2 separate regions of the Mus musculus genome follow, and region 2 is linked to region 1. Evidence: chromatin loops called from intact Hi-C (ENCODE). Cell type or tissue: left cerebral cortex. All regions are shown on one strand. Each heading gives the region's core, and the rest is flanking DNA. Links, peaks and the distances in the headings are about the cores only.

The links. Hi-C counts contacts between places; a loop is a spot of excess contacts. Peaks named below come from ENCODE experiments on the same cell type or tissue, not always from the same donor. Only the 100,000 strongest peaks of a DNase experiment are listed, where the experiment ranks them.
Region 2: it touches region 1 in a loop (2.3-fold over the local background); 5 of 42 quality-filtered maps call a loop at or near these places.

What each region holds. Positions count from the first base shown.
Region 1 is chr10:116,947,050-116,963,921 of GRCm38, forward strand. It overlaps 4933412E12Rik (RIKEN cDNA 4933412E12 gene), which reads left to right and starts at 3,513. Exons shown (of 3, transcript NR_038026.1): 1 at 3,513-3,643; 2 at 8,479-8,608; 3 at 14,981-16,230. Gm40768 (a long non-coding RNA gene) reads right to left here and starts at 11,894. Exons shown (of 3, transcript XR_872055.2): 1 at 11,831-11,894; 2 at 10,922-11,120; 3 at 6,605-6,845. Rab3ip (RAB3A interacting protein) reads right to left here and starts at 3,404. Exons shown (of 11, transcript NM_001359645.1): 1 at 3,211-3,404. In left cerebral cortex, for the core only: no CTCF peak of the experiment used is centred there; DNase peaks (open chromatin) are centred at 9,641, 9,926 and 11,017.
Region 2 is chr10:117,010,061-117,018,060 of GRCm38, forward strand. All of the region lies in intron 9 of Best3 (bestrophin 3), which reads left to right. Among named protein-coding and RNA genes, the nearest start is that of Gm46182, 27 kb to the left of the region's middle. In left cerebral cortex, for the core only: a CTCF peak has its summit at 4,165; DNase peaks (open chromatin) are centred at 2,277, 4,132 and 4,727; H3K27ac peaks cover 926 bases.

The DNA.
Region 1 (16,872 bases), core at 4,908-12,907:
GTTACAACGTTATAGAAGCCTGGCTCTAGCCAGATGGGAGTGAGGGTTAGGGGGTGGGAGTTAAAGAGAGCATTGCAGCAAAGGAGAAACTAGTTAAATGAGTTTTCCCAAACCCTGAGGTTTGACTTTTAAGGTATCAAGTAGATACAGTAGCGAAATTTGTTGACCTGCATTGTACTGGCCAAATGTTTTGCTTTAAAATGTATCTTCAAGAACAATATTCTTATAACTTTCTGTCCTTACCTTCACACACACCCTACCTACTGTTTCTCTCTGCTTCCACCCCAGTACCCAAGTACTACAGATCTTTGAATACTCAACCAAATGTATACATAGATTTTCACATACATATGTGTGATATATATACATATGTATATGTGTGTATATATACATACACACACACACACATATATCCTCCTAAATTGTTTCTGTTTTGTTTTGGTAGAGGCTGTTGCTTTTTGCATCCTAGAAACTGACTGAGCTTGCAGTCTCACAGGCTAAGCTAAGCAATCCCCTGTACCCTGAGCTATATCCCAGGTCCCTCTAAGCTTTGAGGAACATATTATATAGTATATAAGAGTATCGTAAGTTCCTACCTTCAACTTTTTATAGCTTCCTTTAACCCCCGCTGGCTTGCAAAGTAGATACTCACTGAATATTTTATTCAAAAGCCTCTGGTGACATAAGAATTACATATTACACTCATATAACTATCTCATAAAAGCTAAATTAAAAACAATTTTTCAGCATTACGACCTACAGATGAAGTGGCAGAGCAGTAATTAAGACCAGGCAATCCTTCAAGCATGAACTGGTTGGACGTTGTGACTAAGAGCAAACAAGGCGTCACAACCTATACCACAAGAAGCCGTGGGTTTATGACAGTTGAAGCCCTGTTACCGAAGCTGCCTGACTTCTAATCGACCTGCCAGCTATCCGATCCTGGCTAAGCTACACAATCACTCGTGTATCAATTCCCTTAGCTACGAAAGGCAAGGGGATATAAATGACCTATCTCTTGGTTGGTGAGGGTACATGAGCTGGAGCAAGCTTAGATCAGGACTTCGATCTCAGTTTAACAGTGGCAACAGGGATGTCACCATCGGGACACTTGGAATAGTTTTTAATCAGACACACAAATGGCAACACCTTCCACTGGCCTGCCCTCTAAATGCAAAGCTCTTTTTTCAGAAAGCATAGACCAGTAGCATAAGGAGTTTAAACAACAGAGTTTAAATCTCCATTTGGGGTTCTCAAATAGTTTTTAATACTGGCTTTTCGATCAGCCACTATAAATGACAACTATGTACTTCGGGCAAGTTATTTTGATTTTCTGCACTTCGGTTTCCGGGTTTGAAAAATCTGATAAAGCTATCTATAACCTAAAAAATGGCCTGAGGACCAACAAGCCAACGTAGCCTCAAACAACAAGCCCACCAGCCCAGTGCCCAGGCCACAGTCAAGTTAACACTTCTTGCTTCTTCCCTCCCCCCGAAGCTCCTCCACCTCCCTGCGCGCCCCATCTCAATGGAATGTCCAGTTAAACTCATATCCCACCTTTATAAAGTTCATGTTGGGTTGAAACAACCAACTACTAAAGGAGCAACTGCTGACATTTGAATGTGTTTCTACTGAGTATGCTCAATAAATGATTTACTCGAGGTCGCATGCTTGGTGAGAGATGGTTCTGAAAGTTATCCGTTTTCGTTAGAGCTAAGCCTTTGTGAGACCCGCTCAGCAGAAAAGCATGGGTTATCTAACCCATACAATACATACAAAACTAACGTTATATCCTAGCTTCCATTCTGCCACGGCGTAAATATGAGGGGTGGGCAAGTCCCAGTAATTTTTCCATTAAAAAAATATATATATATATCTGTAGGGCATCCACGTATACTGCAGAGTAGAGGCATAAAGAAACTCTGAGGCAAAGAATATGTCTCAGAGTATAGAATTACACTGATTCAAAAGTACAGCTGCATTTAAACAGAGACATCAAAGCTCCACAAAGAAACTGAACATCAACCAGGCAGTGGAAGGTGAGAATCATTCGCTAGCACAAATGACTTGCTATGTAAGCAATGAGGCGTCTCATCAAGCACGCTCATTCACAAAAGAAGGCATTAATTCAAAACATCCTTGGGCCGGAAAGAGAAAAAAGTTGAAAGACGTCTGTTCTTATAGTTAAGAATGCATTGCTGAGTAAATCTGTGTAACTGTTAAGTTCAGTTAATATATTCCCCTAGGGCCTTGAGGAGTAGATTCGGAATGCAGTGTCTATTCAAACATGAAAAGTCCTCTGAAAACGCACAGTCCTGGTAAATAAATAACACATGCTAACTGAACAAGGCCCCATAAAACTGGTGAAATATTTAACAGTATCAAATATTTACAACGATGGGCTGCATACCTACTCTGCCTCCTTTTCCTCTCGATTCATTGTTTAGAAACAAAAACTTAAGAACAGTGTAATGAACAGAAACCGGGTCTTTCAAGAGATTTACAATAGAACGGTTTGTTTTAATCCTCTTATCGGCCTCTCCTCCAATTATGCAATCATTCCAGAGCCAAAAGATCACAGGGCTCTTTCCCTTGACACGGGGGACACTGAGAAGTGTCTAAACAGGTAGGCTGGGAACAGGCAACATTTCCTTGAAACTAAAGTGCCTCTGGGGCACCAGCTCTAACTCGGAGGAGAGTGCGCCAGCCAGCCATTACGGATCGATGTTTTAATCCCCAACAACTGGCAACTCTTCGCGTGCTGCAGCGTCCACCCGGCACCATCCTCTCCCCAGCCTCGCTATTCCGCGGGCGGCGGGGGGCGAGCGGCCCACGCAGGGGGAACCGCTGTTCTCCCACTCCCGGGGTCCCGATTCCCGAAGTCAGGCTGGGCCGAGCGCGGCGGGGGAGACCCCGGGAACCGGCGACCCCCGCACATCCCCGGCCAACCGCGCCGCCCGCGACTTAAGCAACTCCGCGACCGAGGCCGCGCGGGCCGCCAGGTGAGCGCCGGAGCCGCCGCCCTTCGGGTCCCCGGGGCTCCGCAGCGGGCGGGCGGACGGGCGGACGGGCGGGCGCGATCCGCGCCCTCCCCGCCGCCTCCTGCACCTGCCCGGCCGCGCTCCGGGCCGGCGGGACAAGGGCGCGAGGCGAGGCGCCGAGGGGGCGGTGCTCACACCGCCCGCCTCTCCCTCCCGCCGCCGCACTCACCTGCCGGATCCGCCGCGGCCGCCGCCCGCGCTCGGCAGCGCTCGCAGAGCCGCAGGGTGCGCGTGCCCAGCTCGGGAGACGCGGAGGACGGCGGCGGACAGACGCCGCTCCACTCCGCCGCGGCTGGCGCTCTCTGCGATGGGAGCCGAGGGAGGGAGAGCCGACTGCGCCTGCGCCGAGCGCCGGGCGGAGAAGCGGCCGCCCCTCCCCCTCCCCCGCCCCCGCCCCGGGAGAGAGGGCGGGACTAGAGGCGGGACCGGGAGGGAGTGGCGAGGGGGACTCGCGCGCTGCGGCGCCCCCTGGCGACAGGAGGGGCTCGGTGCAGGCTAATCCACGCGCGGAGTCCAGGGTCCCTCTACAGCGGTTTCCCTGGGAACCACTCTGGCTGGAAATCCTGTGGCTGCCTTTGGAGGATGTGAACTCTCCTGGGATGGTAAGAGGCTTTGGACTGTGTATTGAGGACAAGCAGAACCGACCTGAAATTCCGCGTCTGTGGATACCTGAAGCTGGAGTAGGAGGTTAGGGGCCCGGGGAGGGGGGGGGGGGGGGGATGGGATGGGCGGGGAGCTGGTAAACCCAGATCCTTCCACTTTCAGTTTCCAAAGACCGTCTCTCATCTTTTACAGGAACTATATCTATTGTTTTGTTTTGTTTTGTTTTGCTTATCAAACTTCCATCCCACATTCGGGCTTCCAAGTTGGAAAACAAAAAACAAAGTACAGACAGAATCAAGCCCTGAAAATCAAACTCAGGGATGGGGGGTGGGAGGGAGCAGTCATCCTCGGTATTTCCGCCAATGTTTGTGATACTCAGAGGCAGGGGCTGCCATTCTGTTGAGTACATCAAGGAGGTGGTAATAAAAAGGAAGCTATGTGTGTGGTCCCTGTGATCAGCCACCTACTGACCTCTGTGACCTTAGGCGAGTTCATCTGCAATATCGCCAATCTTCTCACTGATAATTGGAAATAAGAATGTCTACCTCATCAAGGTTTTGAGAGTTAAGTGGTTTAATATATGTAATTAGTGTACCTCACCACATTCTGTGACACAGTGAGTCATACAGAAACACACATGTGTACACACACACACACCTCTACAAAAAATTCCTACCATCCAAAGACTCAAACAAAAGGAGACAAGTTTACTATTAAGAGAAAACTTTATGGGCTCCCTGTTTTACACATTTTTTTTCTAAAGAGATGTTCACACACACACACTTTTTGTTTTGTCTTGGTTTTCGAGACAGGGTTGGCCTCGAACTCAGAAATCTGCTGCCTCTGCCTCCCAAGTGCTGAGATTAAAGGCATGCACCACCACTGTCCGGCTCACACACACATCTTTTATCATATGGAATTGGTAATTACTTAACCCATGCTCCAGTTTCTTTGTAAACCATTCCCTGATGCTCGCCTGCCTCCCAACCCTAACTCCTTACCTGTGATCCCAGAACACTGTATTTCAGTGGTTCTCAACCTTCCTAACACTGTGACCCTCTAATACAGTTCCTCATAGTGTATACTAACCCCCAACCATAAAATTATTTCCGTTGCTACTTCATAACTGTAATTTGGCTACTGTTATGAACCTTAACATAAATATCTGTGTTTTCTGATGTCTTAGGTGACCCCCTGTGAAAGGGTCATTTGATCCCAGAGGGGTTGCGACCCACAGGTTGAGAACTGCTGCTTTAACTCTTGCAGTGCATATTCCCCATGAATCATAAGTAGACTTTCCTCTCTTTTCTCTTTAGTCTGTGTCTTGAGAACAGGCACTCTGCTTGACAGAGAACTCTGTAAAGGTAGGAAGAGGAGATGGTTGACACACAGGGAGAATGCTCTATTTGGTATATGAACATTTGGAGGATTGGCTCTTCAGTTTATTCAATGTAAGACCCAAAACATCACGGGTCTACAGAAGACAGTAATGCTAATGTGTGTGAATCCCACAGTGACCCACATGTATGTTAACTACAAGATCATCTGTAGTCTTAGAGAGTGGGCTCTAGCACTGTTTGAGAATGGGGAGAGTTACTGTAGAGCCATGACTAGAAATGGCTCCCAGAGGCTCATATATTTGGAGCTTGGTCATTGGGAATTATTTATATTATAATTATTATAATTGGGTCCTTGACAGGGATTAGGAAGTGTGGCCTTGTTGGAGGAAGTGTGTCACTAGGGGTGGACTTTGAGATTTGCTTGGGTGACCTCCACCCAAGCAAGCTTCCAACTTGTGAAAAGGAATTTATAAAAAGCTTAGGGGTTGGCATAGATGCACACACCTCACATCCCAACACCCAGAGAGCAAAGGCTGGTGGATCTCTGAGTTCCAGGCCAGCCTGGTCTACACAGTGAGTTCCAGACCAGCCTGGTCTACAAAGAGCCTAAGCCAGACCCTGTGTCTCTCTCTTCCTGCTGCCTGTGGATCTGGATGTAGATCTCCCAGCCCATTCTCTAGCATCATGTCTGCCTGCATGCCACCAGACTCCCCTCCATGGCAATGATGGACTACATTACTGAACCTGTAGACCGGCCCCAGTTAAATGCTTTCCTTCGTAAGAGTTGCCGTGGACACAGTGTCTCTTCACAGCAATAGAACATTGACTAAGGCAGAAGTTGGTACCAGGAGTGGGGTATTGTTATGACAAGCCGGGTTTCTTGGTGCAATATGGACTTTGGAACTTGGATTGGGGAAAGCAATTGAACATTTTAAGCAGGACTTAATGGGCCATCCTATTAGGTACACGGAAGACAGAACAATGTAGATTATGACCCAGATCAAAAGGTTTCAGAGGAGAAGAATATTAGTAAGTGGCCCAGAGATCATACTTGTGATATTTTGGTGAAGAGTGTGGCTGTTTTCTGCCTTTGTCCAATATACAAATAAATAAATACATACATACATACATACATACATACATACATACATAAATCTGAGGCTAAATTGAAGAGTTTTAGATTAATGGTATTGGCAGAGGAGATTTCAAAACAGCCAAGTATTGATTATGTCAATTATCATATTAGTTATTAGTGGCCAGTCTTAGGCAGATCTATAATGAAAAGAAAATGAGCTATGCAGTTTGAGGGAAAAAAGAGCACCAGGAAGTGCAATGGAGCTAAAGTCCAGGGCTCAAGAAAACAAAAGGTTTAAAGAAAAGCCTGCTGCCAAATGGACTAAAGGGAGTAGTGCCCTCAGAGCAAGACCTCCACCCAAGCAAGCTTCCAACTTGTGAAAAGGAATTTAAAAAAAGCTTAGGGGTTGGCATAGATGCACACACCTCACATCCCAGCACCCAGAGAACAAAGGCTGGTGGATCTCTGAGTTCCAGGCCAGCCTGGTCTACACAGCGAGTTCCAGACCAGCCTGGTCTACAAAGCAAGGTCCAGGACAGCCAGGCTGAAGCAGTGAAGGAAAATGTATTTGACCAAGGGGGCCAGGTTCCAGCCCCAGCAAGCACACAAACTTGGCAGCTTCGGCCACATGGTTCTGGCTTTAGAGGAAACGATACCAGAAACTCTGGAAGGATACAAGCAGCTCTGGAAATTCCTGTACAAAAACATCTGGGAACTGGAACATCCACTGCTTTGCAGCGTTCTTCATTAGACCGGCTATAGCCAGGTCTGCATTTGAGGCCACTTCTATGGTTCAAGAAAAAGGAAATAAGAGATTTAGAGGGTTGAAGGCTTCACAAAGACCTTAGACTCTAAATTGTATAGTTTCTTCTACCTGCCCCCCCCAGCCATTCATTAAACAAATATGTATTTCTCTATACAATAGAGAGGACTTCCTAGTTTTACAGAGTACAGTCTCCTTACCCCCTCAAAATACTTAAAGTAATTCTCTAGTTTTGCTTAATATAGCTTTGAAGGGATTGCTGTTACTGGTCACCAGAAAAATATTCTTTTCATGTTTTTTTTAATCTTGCTTAACATTTAATTAATTGTTTATATGGATAGAGGGTGATGCGTGCCCTGACACGAGTATGGAGGTCAGAGGACAGTTTTCAGGAGTTGGTTTTCTTCCACCATGTAGGCCCCAAGGATTGAACTTAAGTCATCAGATTTGGTGGCAAGCACCTTTACCTACTAAGCCATCTTGCTGGCCCAGAAAATACTCTTAGACAGTGTATTTCTTATGATCCAAGCAAAGCAGTATACGCTCGTAACAGCAGCACTCTCAAGACTAAGGCTAGAGGATTGTGAGTTCAAGGCCAGCCTGATCTACAGAGAGGTTTTGTTTTGTTGGTTTTCTTGAAGATGTACATTCCAAATAGCGAGTGCACAGGCTAGACCTTCAGTGTTCAGTAACGAGACCGACCTGATCCTGATCAGTAGTCAGGGGTTGCCGGCAGTGGAAGAACAAAGAGATGCTCTGTACCCACTGAAGACGAAGGCTATGGGCTGACAAGCCTAGCATCGGTGGTCAGCCATTTTGCCATTAGTGCTATGAAGAGAAGGCCTTTTCCTCAGGTAAGAACAGGATGTTATGGCTGTCAGTGTTCTTCACACCCATGCTCCTAACAGTTTCCAATTAGGGCAAAACCAAACCAGTTTGAGTTTGTTTTAATGCAGTCAGAATCCTAGACTCTGGGATCTTGTTAACATGTTTCAAGGTGAAGGGCTTTGGGGAAACTACAGAACTCTCACGGGCCTAACTTATCCAACACACAGGGACCCAAGAGAATGTGCTTTCTTGCTGTCCTGATGAATTAGCAGAATATTCTGATCTTGGAGCAACAGTCGGGGAAGGGAGCGGAGGGGCGGGTTTCAGGATATGAAGAACGCTAAGCTTAAACAAGGCATGTGGATTGAGCCCAGAGCTTAGTGGAATTACGGATTCTGAAGACCTATCCTATTTCCGTAGAAACAGAGTCCAAATTTCAGAAGAGACATTTTCCGGTGAACTTGAATCCTACTTTAAGTTTCTGCAGCTGCTTTTGGTACAAAAACTTCAACATGTGTTTGAATCACCAAGCACCTCTCTGATGCGTGCATAAGGAATTTGATTTTACGAATCTGAAAAAGGGACTATTCTACCAGAAGTTAAATTGGAATTTGAGAACTGGAATGTGAATGACAAAATTGTCCTAAATGTTAGCCTGCAGGGATATCTTTCATAACAACACTGAAATTCAGGCAGAAAGCCATCATCCTGTCAGCAACAGCAACAACAAGTCTACATTCAGCAACCCACCACCCGAACACAGTTCAAGTCACGCCACAAACATAACACATTAGCCAACAAGTTTCTGATTTATGATAATTTTTTCAGGACCAGAAGTGCTCTGCGCTCTGCTATTAACCCCATGAAAAGAGTTCTTTCCAGATAAGCGGATACTTGCGGCTGCGTGGAGTGGATCCCAGTCCCAGTTTGCTACCAGCAATCCCAACCCAAGACACAGGTGAGCCACAGGATTGTAGAGTCTGGGCTTGAGGGGAATAAACATTGGGAAGCCTAGTATTTTATAAGGAATAAATAAGTAATATAAGCATAATTGATCTATCTTTTGGGACCCTGAAATTTTCAGTGTATTCTAATTACTAGGCTCCAAGTAAGAGCTAGCCAAAAGCAGGATTTAATATTGCCGAGCTTTTAGAAACACAGTCATTTTGAAAGACCGTTTTGGGTAGACCCTCGCTCAAGTCCCAGGATGAGCCGGCACCACAATAACTCGAGAGAAACCGTTCTTGATGCAATATTGCATGAGGTTTATTCGGAAATCAGCATGCTGAGGCCGAGCTCCTAACCCGCACAGGGGCAGAGGAGATCGGCCCCCAGCAGTTGCAGTCAAGGGTTTTTAAAGAATAAACTGCAAAGTAAGGGGAAGATAAGAGCACAAAGAATGGGGAACCTGAGTAAACATCGTAAGAATGGGGATGGTGAATTACAGCTCATCTCTCACGGAAAGGTTACAGGCTATCTTCAGTAAACATTCTTGATCCCTTACACTATGGGTCAGGCGCTTGGGTGGGTCGCCCATCGGCCATCATTCTCTCAGGCTGAAGGCAAAAGAACAAAAAACTCCGGGCTGGGCTTCGTTTCTAGGGGTCTAAGAAAAACATTGAGCTGGGGTCTTACAACTTTTTATTTTACTCTAGAAAAGTCTATAATTCTGAATAGCTGAACACTAAGGACAAATTTAGGCTGCATGAGTGTAGATTTCTATTTTTTCCTAAAATATAGACACCACTATTCTGACAAATTATAGAGGAGCCACGGTATGAAATGTCTGAATGCATTACTATCCCTCTTTCCATATTCAGAAATCATTTAAGAGAGGGGAAAACAAAAAGAAAACTAACCCCATCCCTCAAGACCCAGAACCATTTCTCTTTTCTCTTGCAAACTAGGACACCAATATACTCCCCAGCGTCCAAAACACATATGAATGATAAAGAAAGCAGCCCTGATTTAACAAAAGCTGTGTAGGAGAAAGGAGAGAGCAAAGACTCGCTCATCAGTTAGAAGGCTCGGCTGGATAACAGTAGGAAAAGTGACTCCTGGCCTGGGAGTTACCTGCTGAGCAAATGTGATCTATCCCTACACTACAAAATTAAATAAAATAAAATAAAATAAAATAAAATAGAAGTACAAAGGCCTGAGGGTAAGAGACATCTTGAGGTATAGGGCTCAATTCTATTATTATCTGGAACTCTAGGAGTTCCCACTCAAACACTGGAAACTCCCACAGATAGCAGGCGTAGGAACACTCGGTTGGTTTAATGTCGAGAAATGGAAAGTAGTGCCAAAATATAAAGATGCTTGGATAAAATTTGGAGGAAAGGAGCAGGTCCTGGTTTGACGGTGAAATTTCCCTCACGCGCTCCCTTGGTCTCCAGAGCCAACAGTAAGACCACAGTGCCTGCAGATATCGGCCCACGCCTCTCCCTGCACACACACACTGGATTAGTGACCCGCCGAGCATCGGAATTTCTTTTGATGGTTTTATGGAGTGGGTTGATGAGGAGAACCTCGGAATTTATATGTGGACGTTTCTGCAATGGTGAAGAGTTGAAGACTCAGCCGGGTGGTGATGGCACACGCCTTTAATCCCACCACACCGGGAGCAGAGGCAGGTAGATCTCTGTGAGTTGGAGGCCAACCTGGTCTATAGAGCTAGTTCTAGGACAGCCAGGGAAAGCTGTCAGGACTCTCAGAGTCCCACCGTGACATCCAGCTCTCTCCTCAACAACAAACTGAAGGCTTCACCAGACTCTTTCTGGTTAGCACCACAGTGAAGAAGATTGCCATAAAGTGGACCTTGTAGCCACCACAGAGAACAGGTATACTTTGTATGACATAAGCTTGCTAGGGGTTGTGTTCCAGCCTGCACACATAATCCATCCAGAAGGGGCAGGAAGCCTAGTGCAGCATAGAAAGCCACAGTAGAGCCAGCATCGGACCCTGGGAAGGAAGCCACCACATGGCTGGGGCTGCTGCTTCCTCCATAGCTCTTGGATGCAATCGTCACACCAAGCAGGGAGAAGCCTTTTTTAAAAAAGCCTTTATATGGAACTTTTAATGATGCCCCGAAGAAAAATGTCCAAAATCATGAAACAAACAAAAATATAATAGAAAAAAAACCCTCAATTAAAAAAAATGTTACATATCTTCACTGAAGGGACATGCTACAGGTCAGACATTTTATACCTATTGCAGCTCCTGACCACGAAGAAAATCCTCTGGAGATCTCCTAAGCCATCAGATCACTTACCCCGGGGGAACTGTCAGGCTGGCTTTAGACTCCTACACAGGAAACGCTCATTCCAAGGAGGCACTGGAGCAGTCTAAGGTGCAAGAAGGAAGTGGGCATGCTAGACAGAAAGTCTCGCCAAACTGCCTTCTGAGTAGAAAGACAACAGGCAGAGAGTTTTAACTGCACAACCATCCGGGCACAGTTGCTTCTGTTAACCCTTTAAAGCAAAGGAAAAGAAAACTTCTAAAGGATTCAGTTTAGGTGACAAAAGAGAATTTCCAGACTATCACAAAAGAACTGCTTGCAAGTATTCTGTGCACCCTACCTTTGTGCCCTCTGAAATTCAACCAGTCACCCTGAATCCACCATAAGTCCTGACCAGTGTTACACACACACACTTTTTTATGTATGCCAGGCCTCATTAATCCTCAGACTTTTCTCATTCCTCTCCCACAGAGTCCCCATCTTTAATGCTCAGAGTAAGCCATTTAGAAATGTTTGATTTTTCTATCATGTAGTGGTCCCTCAGCCAGATTTTAATATTTCTCAATCATAACCACCTACAGTCTGATAATCTCTTGGTTTAGTCTTCTCAAAACTTCAGTAAAGCCGGGCAATGGTGGCACAGGCCTTTACTCCCAGCTCTTGGGAGGCAGAGGCAGGTGGATTTCTGGGTTCGAGGCCAGCCTGGTCTATAGAGTGAGTTCCAGGATAGCCAGGGCTACCCAGAGAAACCCTGTCTCAAAAAACAAACAAACAAACAAACAAAAACTTCAATAAATATGGAAAGTGGTCTCTTTGTGGGCCTGCATGTTTGTGTGTGTATGTGTATGTATATGTATATGTGTATGTGTGTGTGTGTGTGTGTGTGTGTTGTCAAAGTCTCTTCATGCAACCCCATTGACCTCCAACTCGTGATCCTCTTACCACAGATTTCTGGGTGCTGGTGTGATGCTATGTGTCGTGAAATCCAGCCGATAGGAGATCCTTCACACAGTCTCTGTCTTTTCCGCCTCTCCCCTCCCAGTCGCTGTCTCCAGGTGTGCTCTAGCTTCTGTTCCCACCCACCTCTGTGTGAGGCAAGTCGAACCGCGTCAGCAGACAAGAACTGGGAAGGGTGAGCAGATTCAGACCAGGACACCCCACATAAGGACTGTGACAACTAGTCACAGAGCACAGAGCATGAGTTCTCCATGCTAAGGAGGTATCTTAGGATGGGCAGGCCCTGAGGGTTTAGCCAATAAGCTTCCCTTCCAGGACATTTCTTCCTGCAAAAGGGATTTAATCTCTGGTCCACCCTGAGTACGCTTTATGCATCCATTTTCCATTGCCAATAAACAGTTTGGACAAGCAAGGACTGTCTCTCTCATCAAGAAGTGCCATGGAGGGAAGCCTTCGGCATACAGAGCCAAGACGTCTTCCCTCCAGACACGGACACTCACTCCTGAGCTAAGCTGGATTCCCCTTCCCCCTGGCCCCCCAGGATTGTTGATGGCCAGAGGGCCCTGTTTCAGACCTTCAAGGTTCCCAGTGGCATCTGGGTGTCCAGGAGTTTGGGAAACAAGGCCCACCTCTCAGACGTATACACACACACACACACACACACACACACACACACACACACACCATCAACTAGATAGGAACCTGGTGTCAACTAAGAGACATGCCCCAGGGCAGCTCTGTGAGGGCATTCTCAGAAAGAATGTACTGGGGAGAGATGTCCTGTGCTAGGTCAGAGTGGGCAGCAGGAGAGATGAAGAAAAAGACCGTGCTGCCTGCCATCAGCCTTGCCCTTGCAGATGGGTGCACCTGCTGCTGCTGCTGCTGCTGCTGCGCCACCTCTACCACTTTATGCCCCATCAGACTCCAGCCTCTTCAGCATTCTAGCATGAACTAAAGATCACCCACTCTCCAGGAGTCTGCTCAGCCTTTAGCATCAAACTGGAAAAAGCTGAGACCTCTAGTTTCATAGACTGAGAAACTACAAGGTTGTAGGGCTCCCCCCGTAGAAATGGCTACTGCTGGACTACCCCATCCCTATCCAAACACACACACACACACACACACACACACACACACACAGGGGTGTGGTGGGAGGACAGTTCTATTCCTTTAGAATACCCTGCCAAATACAGACGCTGGTTTCTAGAGCTTTGGTTCTGTTTGTATTTATTTACATATATGTGTGGTACATGCAGGTGTGTGCACATGTGCGTGGGTGACCTGTCAGGTGTCTCAGATCTACCTCAGTTTTGAAACATGTCTCACTAAACCTAAAGCTCACTGTCTCCGCTAGACAGACTGGCCAGCATCCCACCTGCTTCTGCTCCATCCTTAGCACAGGCACCCCCTGCAGCACCTGCTTTAAATGACTGCTGGTTTGAACCCAGATCCTCATGCTTGCACAGCAAAACCTTGACCCACTGAGCCATCTCCTCTGTCCTAGCTTGTAAACGATGCAAATAACTCCTGATTCTAAGCACATGAAAATTCTAAGCTTTTACATTTAAAGCCTTTAATCCCAACACTGGGGAGGCAGAGGCAGGTAGATCTCCATGCATTTGAGGCCAGCCTGGTCTACAGAGTGAATTCCAGGACAGCCAGGCTATGATGGTTTTATATATATGCTCAGCCCAGGGAGTAGCACTATTAGGAGGTGTGGCCTTTGGGTTTTAAGACCCTCTTCCTAGCTGCCTGGAAGCCAGTCTTCTCCTAGCAGCCTTCAGATGAAGATGGAGAACTCTCAGCTCCTCCTGCACCATGCCTGCCTGGATGCTGCCATGCTCCCACCTTGATGATAATGGACTGAACCTCTGAACCTGTAAGCCAGCCCCAATTAAATGTTGTCCTTATAAGACTTGCCTTGGTCATGGTGTCTGTTCACAGCAGTAAAACCCTAACTAAGACACAGGGCTATGAAGAGAAACCCTGTATCAAAAACCAAACAAACAATAATAAAATTTTAGGCAGTCACTGAGCCCAGGCGGTACGTTTTATAATCAGCAAGAAGGGCTGTAAATCAGTGGTATAAGGTTAGCTCAGTTTGTTATCTGTGAAATTGTTCTACCATTCAAAAGCCACAAAATATATCCCCCAATATTAGAATGCTGTCATTAAAATGTAAATGTTAGAATTAGAATTTATTTTGAGATTTTGAAAACACTCTCCAACTCATTGCACTCAGGGTAAGCACCTGTCAGGACTAGGATACATTGTAATTTTGGCTTCCTTATTTATACCAAGCAATGTATTTTTGAAACAATTCTATGGAGACTTTCCTTTTCCTTCTCCAACAGACCTACACGACTTAGAGTTTCAAATGCTGTTTGAGACACCATGACCACAGCAACTCCTATAAAGGACAATATTTAATTGCAGCTGGCTTACAGTTCAGAGGTTCAGTCCATTATCATCATAATGGGAAGCATGGTAGCATGCAGGCAAACATGGTGCTGGAGAAGGAGCCAAGAGTTCTACATCCCAGTCTGAAAGCAGCAGGAAGAAAGAGTTCTATCACTGGGCCTGGCTTGAGCCTCTGAAACCTTAAAACTCGCCCTCAGTGACACACTTCCTCCAACATGGCCACAGCTACTCCAACAAGGCCACACCTCCTAATAGTGCCACTCCCCAATGGGCCTATTGGGGCCATTTTCATTCAAACGACACTAAAAAAAGTTATCAAACTTTTCTGGTGAAAAGAGAACTAGAATAAAGACTATTTTTTTATTTATAACAATTACTGTCTGACATCAATTGAGTTTTAAACTGAGGGAGTTATTAACATCAGGGGAAAAGTGCAATTTCCAAAATGTCATTTTAGCGGAAGAAGAGAAAGGGGTAGGCGGTGAACCCAGTGGGAGCAGGTTTTGGAGACTGAGGAGGAAGAGATGTCTAGAAAACAGGAAGACCAAGTAAGACTCCTGTTGCTCCCCATCAGGGGTCAAGACATTCGAAACTGTCAAAATGTCATGGCTTTAACAAGATACAAACACAAGATTAAAAACAACAACAACAACAAAAAACCCTTCTTGCTGAAACCTGAAGAGGTTTGCTTTTCTAATATGTTTTTCCTTACAGATGAGCATTGTCTGGGAAAGCACACTGTCGTCACCTGCCTCCCCCATCCCGGTCCCCACCACTCTCTGACTGATGCCATCGCCTAGATGATAAAGCGCCCGTCACTCAAGCACAGAAGTCGAAATTCATAGTTCATTTCTTTACTTATGTAAGATCATTCACTGACAAAAGAACTCAAATGGAAAGGCTTTGGGCATATGCAGAAACGGGGAGAAAAAAATAATCTCTCCGAGTCAGAAGCCTCGGGGGAGCATAGCAAGACTTATCAAAGTTACAGTGCTCCATTTGGAAAGCGCCAACCGCCAGCCCTCGGGCGAGGTGCAGTGGTGCATAATTAATGTAGTCCCAGACACAGGTCACTGAAGTGCCCCACAGGTGTGTGCCTGGTTTTCAATAAGGCCTTTCCCTCGGAACTCCTCTTCCGACTTTGAGTTTGTGCTCCCGGAAGCCTTGCACGATCGGGAGAATTCAGAAGAACGATCTGAATGCCCATCAATAGAAAATGGCAAGAAATTACGGCAGATCTAGTCTCTGGAATCCTAGGTATTTGGGGAAAAGAAGCAAGCTGGGTCCCAAAACACTGATATAGAAAAGTGGCTGTAGTTTTTGTTGTTGGTGTTGTTTTGTTTTTGCTTTTCATCAGGAAGGCAAATAGAAAAAGGTTCACAATATTCCATTTTTTGCAAGACTTCCATTTTTCAAGTAAGTCTTTGTCCTGAAGGTCACACCAATGCCCTCATTATATATGCCCTTCCTGCAATATGTGGCTTTTCTGGGTTTCCTGAGCAGGCTGCAGTTTGAGTTTGAACCCTGGGCCTACAGGTGCACAGATGCTATCAGCATTGATTTGTCCCTCTCGAGACTTTCCAGATTTGGAGACGTGCCACGCAGTGGAGCGTGATGACTGTCCAAGAGCTGTTAAGGAGCTACCTCGTGCCCCCGACCACAACCCCCTGCGCGCGCCCCCTGGCGGGGAAGAGGCTTGGCCCCCATGGGATATCAGAAGCAGGAGAACCCTAAGAAAGCGCCCCTCCCTCTGTGCTTGAGGAGACTACTCCGAAGTGGGATTTCTTCCCGCAAACTTTTCCAGAAGAATCCGGCGTGAGAAGTAGACACACCTGCTGAAACCGGCCAGCACAGCTACGCATCCCATCACTTCATTGTTTCTGGATTAACTTCCGGTTGTTTTGTTTTATTTAACTTTCTCCTTCACCAGCCTTGCTTGCTTTTCCCAAATAAAGTGGACCCCGATAATCCTTGCTGTCTGCTCATTCTTCAGGCCGGAGGAGCCAGGCTAAGACCACAAGCAATGATGAGTGTGTCCCTACGGGGACACTTGCGCCTTTGTAAGAATACAGGCATATGAGGGGCACCCAGCACGCCTAACACTGCCTGCCTTTGCCGCTGCTTTTTCTTTTTCTTCTTCTTCTTTTTTTTTTTTAATGGACGTGCTTTGTTTTGTGTATTTATTAAACAGTGGTAGTTAAATGTCTTTGCAACAAGCCTAGCACAGTGTATTTCTCAGGCGTGTGCTTGAGCCTAACCTTAAACTGTCGCATGGCTCAGGTGAAATTGCTCTCTGGGACTCCTAAACTCTTCCATCTGGTACTGCAGTCAATCTTGCTCGCCCGGGCACACACACGCACACACACACATTTCTTCCTTGCTAGAAACCTCAGATCTGTTTTGTTTGTTTTCACTGTTTCCCTTTGCCCTCTTGGGATTGTGAGGGAAAACTCAAAGGACCAGAACCATGATGTATTAGGCAACTGTGGAGATGCCTACACCCAAAGGTTTTGGCTTCTAAGGTTATAAATCCGTTCACCCTTTAAATTAGCTGTTATATTACTTGCCTTCAAAGACTCCTGACAACCCACGCACACATGAATCTA
Region 2 (8,000 bases), core at 1-8,000, 58 kb after region 1:
GTTGCCCGCAATAACACAGACTTGTTTCCAAGGCTGGACAATTCCATCCTTCCAGGCCAGCGCTCCTCCTTCCAGCCCACTCTTGAGGAAGGGCGGTTGCCCATTGCTGACCCTCCTCAGCAAATCCAGTTCCTTCTCGGTCACAGAGCAACACAGCCACCTAACATGTTTCTCTGTGAGCTTGCTTTTAGGTAATTAGTCACAGAGCCACACAGCCACCTAACATGTTTCTCTGTGAGCTTGCTTTTAGGTAATTAGTCACAGAGCAACACAGCCACCTAACATTTTTCTCTGTGAGCTTGCTTTTAGGGAATTAGTCACAGAGCAACACAGCCACCTAACATGTTTCTCTGTGAGCTTGCTTTTAGGTAATTAAATACACTTTGTCCTTTCCCCAACCCCTTCCACGGAAGAACACAATGTATCTGAAGCTCTACCACGTGGAGTAAAGGAAGCAGACTTCACAGCCAGAGTCTGGGAATCTGCCTGACACTCTGTGCCCGGTTCTGATGCCCACTTAGCTGTTTCTGCACCGTGGCTAAGACTATTGAAGGAGATGCAAGACTTTTGTTTGATCCCCATATTTGCCCTGGTCATAATTTCGCCAACTTCTGTGCTTCTCAAAAAGATTTAAATTGTTCTTCCTGTTCCTAACTTTGAAAACATAGACAGCTGACAAGTTCTCTGAGATGATGTGTGTTCCCACAGGTGATGGGGAATAGTCAATGAGATTGTAACCATAAGATACTGGAGACGTGGTTACAGAATACTGTTATCGTTATCAGTTAGTCGGGCCTTTGATTTGTGGGTTCCAGACTGAGGCACAGAAAGACTAAATAAATCTAAGTTCTTTTCCATATTCAGTCAACTGTAGGGACAGAAAGTAAGACAAACGAGAGAAAAGCGGAAGATATATTATTTAAAACTGCAGAAAAAATTATCATTTGTCAAAGAGAAGGCCTCTCATCAAAATGACTGACTTAGCTGCCCGGTATGGAGGGGCCACAAGGGAAAGCCAGCGGAAGGGAGAGTGGTAGGGTGGGAGAGGGGACAACAGACGAGAGACTCTGAGAGGTCCCCCTGAACTCCGCTAGAACTGACTAATCAAAGCAACCGTTAGGCAACAGCTCACTTGCTCTGGCTTTTCTGCAAGAGCGAGGACCATCAAAGGGACACTTCACACTCCAGAGACTTTCCCTGTGGGAACACAGGCCATGGGAGGTCAGGCCTTCACAGTGCCACCTTTGTGCGCCATGACTGCCAATGCTTCCTGTGGTTGTGGTACTTAAGGTTTCTAGTCGCCTGAGACAGAAAAACAAACTCAAACCAATGGACCTAAAAATCAGCCTGACTCTGGGAAGGGCTCACTCCAGAGGTTGGGGGAATGCGAGGGGTTCGCGGTTGTCTAATCTTTCTCACCCCATTCTGGGCCTCTGTCCCAAGGCTTAGCTTTCAGGCAGCCTCTCCTCAAGAAGGCATTGGGCCACTCCAAGCTTATAACCTCCCTAATCACATGGATAGAGCACACGATTCCCCACCTTTCCAAACTCAAGTGCTGGCTTCGCCACGGTTGGCTAGTACATCCATTCTCAAACTAACTACAGTAGACAGTGGGGAGGCACAGGATTGAGGTAGCCAAGGCTGGCTCATGTGTCCCTGCAGATGAGAATATGAAAGCCATGCTTCAATGAGGAAACATTTAATCATATTCTGTTAAAGGCAAGCGGCTCTTGACCTTCCTAACGATGCGACCCTTTAATACAGTTTCTCGTGCTGTGCTGACCCCCAACCAAAAGATTATTCTGTTGCTACTTCATAACTGTAATTTTGCTACTGTGAGTCGTAATATAAATATCTGATATGCAGGATGTCTTTCGTTGTTATGCACTGACCCAAAGGGACCGAGGTGTACGATCCAGGTGGCATCTCTTTTTATATCACCTTTTCAGACCTGTAGTCAGAAATTCTAAGATCAAGAAAATGTCCTTGAACACCGAACCAAAGTCCCCAGCAAGGGCAGGCTGGGGAGCTGCGCTGCTCGCATTCATCAGAGTTAGAAAGGACTTTCACATTCACACAATATGCACCTCCACATGAAAGAGAGTCTCCTTTGTTGTCAGTATTAAGGAACACGTTCAAACCATAGGTTCTCTTCCCCCCACGCTAGCTATGCATCAAGAAATACCACCCCCTCAAATCTGAAGTACAAATTTAAACTATGTGTGTACTTGTACTGTCACATATAGAAGGCGTCCATTTACGCGGGTAATTCTTTTCCCAGATTCCTACGGTGGAGTAAGTTGTGTGCCAGACACTAGTCACAGCCGTAAGAAAGAGAAAGGATGACATGGGGAGGGAGCAGGTAAATGTCATCCGAAGGCGTGAACTCCTGGGAGAATGCAAAGGGGCTTGGGCTGGCCTAGGAGGGGGGTGAGGTCTGGTGCCATAAAGGGGTGACGCCTGAGGCGTTCACAGCATCTGGTATCATAGTGTGTTAATCCAGGGGCGGCTTCAGTGAAGCCATCTGCCTCTGTTCAATCAGATCTAAAAAGTGCTATTTAAAAAATCCGGCTTCATAAATTCTTTAAAAAAAAAAAAAAAAAAAAAAAAAAAAAGGTACACTGTAGCTTCAGACACTCCAGAAGAGGGCATCAGATTTCGTTACGGATGGTTGTGAGCCACCATGTGGTTGCTGGGATTTGAACTCAGGACCTTTGGAAGAGCAGTCGGTGCTCTTAACCGCTGAGCCATTTCTCCAGCCCCTCATAAATTCCAATATCAAATCAGTACTGATGTTCCATCTTCTGATTTTGTATAGAATATGCTAAAAAAAAAAAAAAAAAAAGCAAAGCTTCAGAGTCAAAACTTGGAAGGAAAATTCCCTGCTTAAAACTCAGAAAGGAGGACTGGGGAGACGGATCTGAAGTAGCTGAAGCATTTGTCACAGGCATGCCGTGACATACGCTCACGAGCACTTATACACACGAGCACACCCGCACACACACAGAATCTGAATGAAGTACCCAAATTAGAAAGATTTAATAATCAGTGATAATTGCCGTATAACCTGCAACCTGCGTTTGGCAAGCCAGCTCATGGACTGATCGAGCAATGAAAAAGTCCTCTTCCATGTTTGAAATCTTCCCTCCATCTCACCGGAGGTCACTTCAGCCTAGTGCTTAGTTTGCCCTTTTGTCCTGGCGCGAGACACTACTGTTTTAATGAAGGCATCTCTCTGTTAGTTTAGCCACGAAGACATTATCAACCAAGATGAAGAAAATTCTGAAGACAGCCAAAAGAACTGTTCACACACACCCAAACCCTAAGTGAACATGGGTCTTGGCAGGACAGTAATAAAGACTTACAAGCCAGCTCTGTAATCCCAGCACTTGAGGAGTTAAGGTCAGCCTGGGACTATAGAGAGAGAAGGCTCAGTCTCAAAACAGTGATCAATTAACTAACCAATTAATTAATGAGAAAATAACACTTATAAAACAAGGTTTGTCCCTAGAATAAATGCTTAAAAGCAGCACTGTTGGTAGATAGATAGATAGATAGATAGAGCACATTTGTGTAATTAGAGGATCAGGATTGTGGCATGATAAACATATTTAGAAGTTCTGCCAGAAAGACAGATAAATGTGACTCATCATTTTCAACACAAATGACATTTTCCAAAACAAGTCTTAAATTTTACCATTTCTAACTAGAAGGAACTCTTAGCTGATTGGTCTATTTCTCATTTCTCCTCTTCTCTCTACTAAGTGGATCCTTTTGCCACATGGATGTGTGTGTGTGTTTAAAAATAGAAGGAAAATGCTTTTATCTTCATGTGATAACATTATGGGTCACTCTAGAATTCCATTTTTATTACTTGAGTTACCCGTGACAGCAGTGTTGGAGATGATGAGGGACACAGTGTATGGAACTCAAAGACCTGAAGTCTCATAGCTCCCTTCCATCCTGCCATGAAAATCAAAACACCCAACAGAAGAAAGAAACAGTAATCCCTCGGGAGCTTTAGAACACCGACAGCTGTGACAGATGACTGCAACCCTGCGAAACGGAGCTCCGAGCATAGCAGCAGTGCTTGCTCTCCGTGCAGCTGACCGCCCACAGGCTCAGATGTGTACGTGCAGTCTGCTCACAGCTCCTGTTTAAATAACATGCCACTCCTCCGAACATTTGCAGTAATCTTCTAGAAGGATCCACGTGGCAAAAGGAACCACTCAGTGGAGAGGAGAAATAGCCCAGTCTGCTAAGAATTCCTTCTAGCTAGAAATGGAAAAGTCTAAGACTTAATTTGGAAAACGTCATCATTTGTGTTCAAAATGATGACTCTCACTTGTCTTTCTGACAGAACTTCTAAGCATGTTTACCTTGCCACAATCCCCATCTTCTAATTATACAAATTTGCACTCAATGTATACAAAGTATCCAAGCTGGCACAGTAGATAATAGTAATTATCAAATACAGGAAAGTGCATATCATAGCAAGCAAAGATATTGCTAAAGTTCATTACTTATATTTTTTTCCATTCAATGTATTTCTAGCCTGGTATTTTCAGTAATCATTTCTTAGCCAGTATGTTCAAGTAATTTATTTTAGCTTTATAAGAAAACACATAGTCTGCTAGATATGATTGCATGCTTATGTTATAAACCACTAAAAATAGCTCAAGTCCTGAATCACTCACTTCCTCAAAAATGTACTCTTGGCACATTGATCTCCTTTCCCCTAATGTGCCAGAAAGGAAGGAGCAGCAAGCCTCCCATAGAAATGAATGTACGCTAGGTTCATCACCACCACGGGGACTCTTCCGCCTGCCCAGACGGGGTCACCTTGGGTGCTCAGTCCTCATCTTTAAATAGTATCAGGTGTGCACGGTGTAATTATCTTTGCCAAGAACATCTGCCGAATACAATTGTATTGGGGTGGGGGGGCAGAGGGCTGGGCTGTAGTGCCTCCGTCAAGCCGTGGGGACTGTGACATCATAGCCGAGGTGGTATCGTGTAGTTAGATACGCCTCAGGAACGGTGCGGGAGACCAAGTTTGTCATAACTCTTAGTCCGAACACTCAAATAGGCCACAAAGAGGTGGTGGGAAGGTGGAGGATCTAGGGCAGTTTCCAGCCTGAGTGACAGTCGCGGATCTAAAGGTCCCTGGTTCGATCCCGGGTTTCAGCACCACTTATCCCAAGCTTTTGTCCCCTCCGGCAAGAACACACTCAGGATAACCGGAATCTTCTGTGGCCAAGCTTTATTGCTTACTTCTCAGGAGGACCCCGAACCGGGAAAATGGCGCTGCTTATATAGCCCGCAGCGTGACGTTTCAGCACCTGATGTGGCATGACAGCTCCTGATTCGTTGCTCGCCCATCACCCCACTATTACGCCCCAAGAATGGGCAGTGACTAGGAGTGAGTTCACTCTCACACCTGCGTACAAGGCTTGTTTACTAGTTAGGCACAGCGGAGGCCAGTGCCATCTTATAATGGCGATTGCTTGCGGCACGCACGGCTCTCCACAAGTGACTACCGAGATGACTGTCCTCCAGGAGGCTGGGTAAACCCAACATTCTGGCCATTCACTTTTTCTCCTAACCCTAAGCCCCTTGCCTCCCAGTTCATCCCCAGGGTTACTTGTCCGTTTGTAAAGCCGTAGTCACAGCTTTGACCCTCATTCCACCATGCATGAGGTTAAAAGTAAGTGTTCCACCTATAGGGTTGCAGATCCCTTTAGCTCCTTGGGTACTTTCTCTAGCTCCTCCATTGGGGGCCCTGTGATCCATCCAATAGCTGATGTGTTTGCCAGGCACCAACATAGCCTCACAAGAGACAGCTATATCAGGGTCCTTTTAGCAAAATCTTGCTGGCATATGCAATAGTGTCTGGGTTTGGTGGCTGATTATGGGATGGATCCCCGGGTGTGGCAGTCTCTAGATGGTCCATCCTTTCGTCTCAGCTCCAAACTTTGTAACTCCTTCCATGGGTGTTTTGTTCCCAATTCTAAGAAGAAGCAAAGTGACCACACTTTGGTCTTCGTTCTTCTTGAGTTTCATGTGTTTTGCAACTTGTATCTTGGGTATTCTAAGTTTCTGGGCTAATATCCACTTATCAGTGAGTACATATCATGTGAGTTCTTTTGTGATTGGGTTACCTCACTCAGGATGATGCCCTCCAGGTCCATCCATTTGGCTAGGAATTTCATAAAATCATTATTTTTAATAGCTGAGTAGTACTCCATTGTGTAAATGTACCACATTTTCTGTATCCATTCCTCTGTTGAGGGGCATCAGGGTTCTTTCCAGCTTCTGGCTATTATAAATAAGGCTGCTATGAACATAGTGGCGCATGTGTCTTATTACCAGTTGGAACATCTTCTGGATATATACCCAAGAGAGGTATTGCGAGATCCTCCAGTAGTACTATGTCCAATTTTCTGAGGAACCGCCAGACTGATTTCCAGAGTGGTTGTACAAGCTTGCAATCCCACCAACAATGGAGGAGTGTTCCTCTTTCTCCACATCCTCGTTACCTATCCTAAATCAGATAGGGGACTAATATCCAATATATATAAAGAACTCAAGAAGGTGGACTCCAGAAAAATCAAATAACCCCATTAAAAAATGGGGCTCAGAGCTAAACAAAGAATTCTCACCTGAGGAATACCGAATGACTGAGAAGCACCTAAAAAAATGTTCAACCTCCTTAATCATCAGGGAAATGCAAATCAAAACAACCCTGAGATTCCATCTCACACCAGTCAGAATGGCTAAGATCAAAAACTCAGGTGACAGCAGATGCTGGTGAGGATAAATATCATTTCTGCTGTGACCCCTTCATTTTCTCTTTTTTCTCTTATCCATTTGCTCACTCATTTTTTAATTGTTTGATTCTGAATTTAATAAAAGAAGGATGAGGAAAAAAAAAAGTAAGTGTTCCCCTCTAATGGGCTTGGTAGCTCTGCCGCCTGTGGCCAACTGCCCTCTGCACGGGGCCTCTGCCCTGATAGGCTCTTAGGCTCCCCACCAGCTCTTGCTGGTGTAGCCTCCTGACTGAGAGCACCACAGTTTTAAAACAATCTAGCTGACATGGGAATTAGAACTCCCCAGATTAAGTCCCATTCTCCCAAGCTCCTCGTTTGAATTATGTTAAGACAACTTTTTTATTATTTAAATTGTCGAAACACTATTTCAAATGTGGATCAAAAAAAGGCCAGCGAGGTGGGATGCGCGCTCTCAACTTCCCAAAGCTCTGTAATCACACCCACTGTAATCACACCCACTGTAATCACACCCACTGTAATCACACCCACTGTAACCACGCCCACTGTAATCACACCCACTGTAATCACAACCACTGTAATCACTCCCACTGTAATGACGCCCACTGTAATCACACCCACTGTAATCACGCCCACTGTAATCACACCCACTGTAATCACACCCACTGTAATGACGCCCACTGTAATCACGCCCACTGTAACCACACCCACTGTAATCACACCCACTGTAATCACACCCAATGTAATCACACCCACTGTAATCACACCCACTGTAATGACGCCCACTGTAATCACACCCACTGTAATCACACCCACTGTAATCACACCCACTGTAATCACGCCCACTGTAACCACACCCACTGTAATCACACCCACTGTAATCACACCCACTGTAATCACACCCACTGTAATGACGCCCACTGTAATCACACCCACTGTAATGACGCCCACTGTAATCACGCCCACTGTAATCACGCCCACTGTAACCACACCCACTGTAACCACACCCACTGTAATCACGCCCACTGTAATCACGCCCACTGTAATCACGCCCACTAGACGCATGAGGTCAGAGCTGCTTTGAAAACAGAACAGAACACATTAGGTCTTCCAAGTCATTCGCAGGGGCCAGTTCTGGTCTTTATACATCAGACACACACTAAGAAAGCGGGCACTGTGCTGTGACCTTTGGAAGCCAGGCTCTTGCCTCTGCTT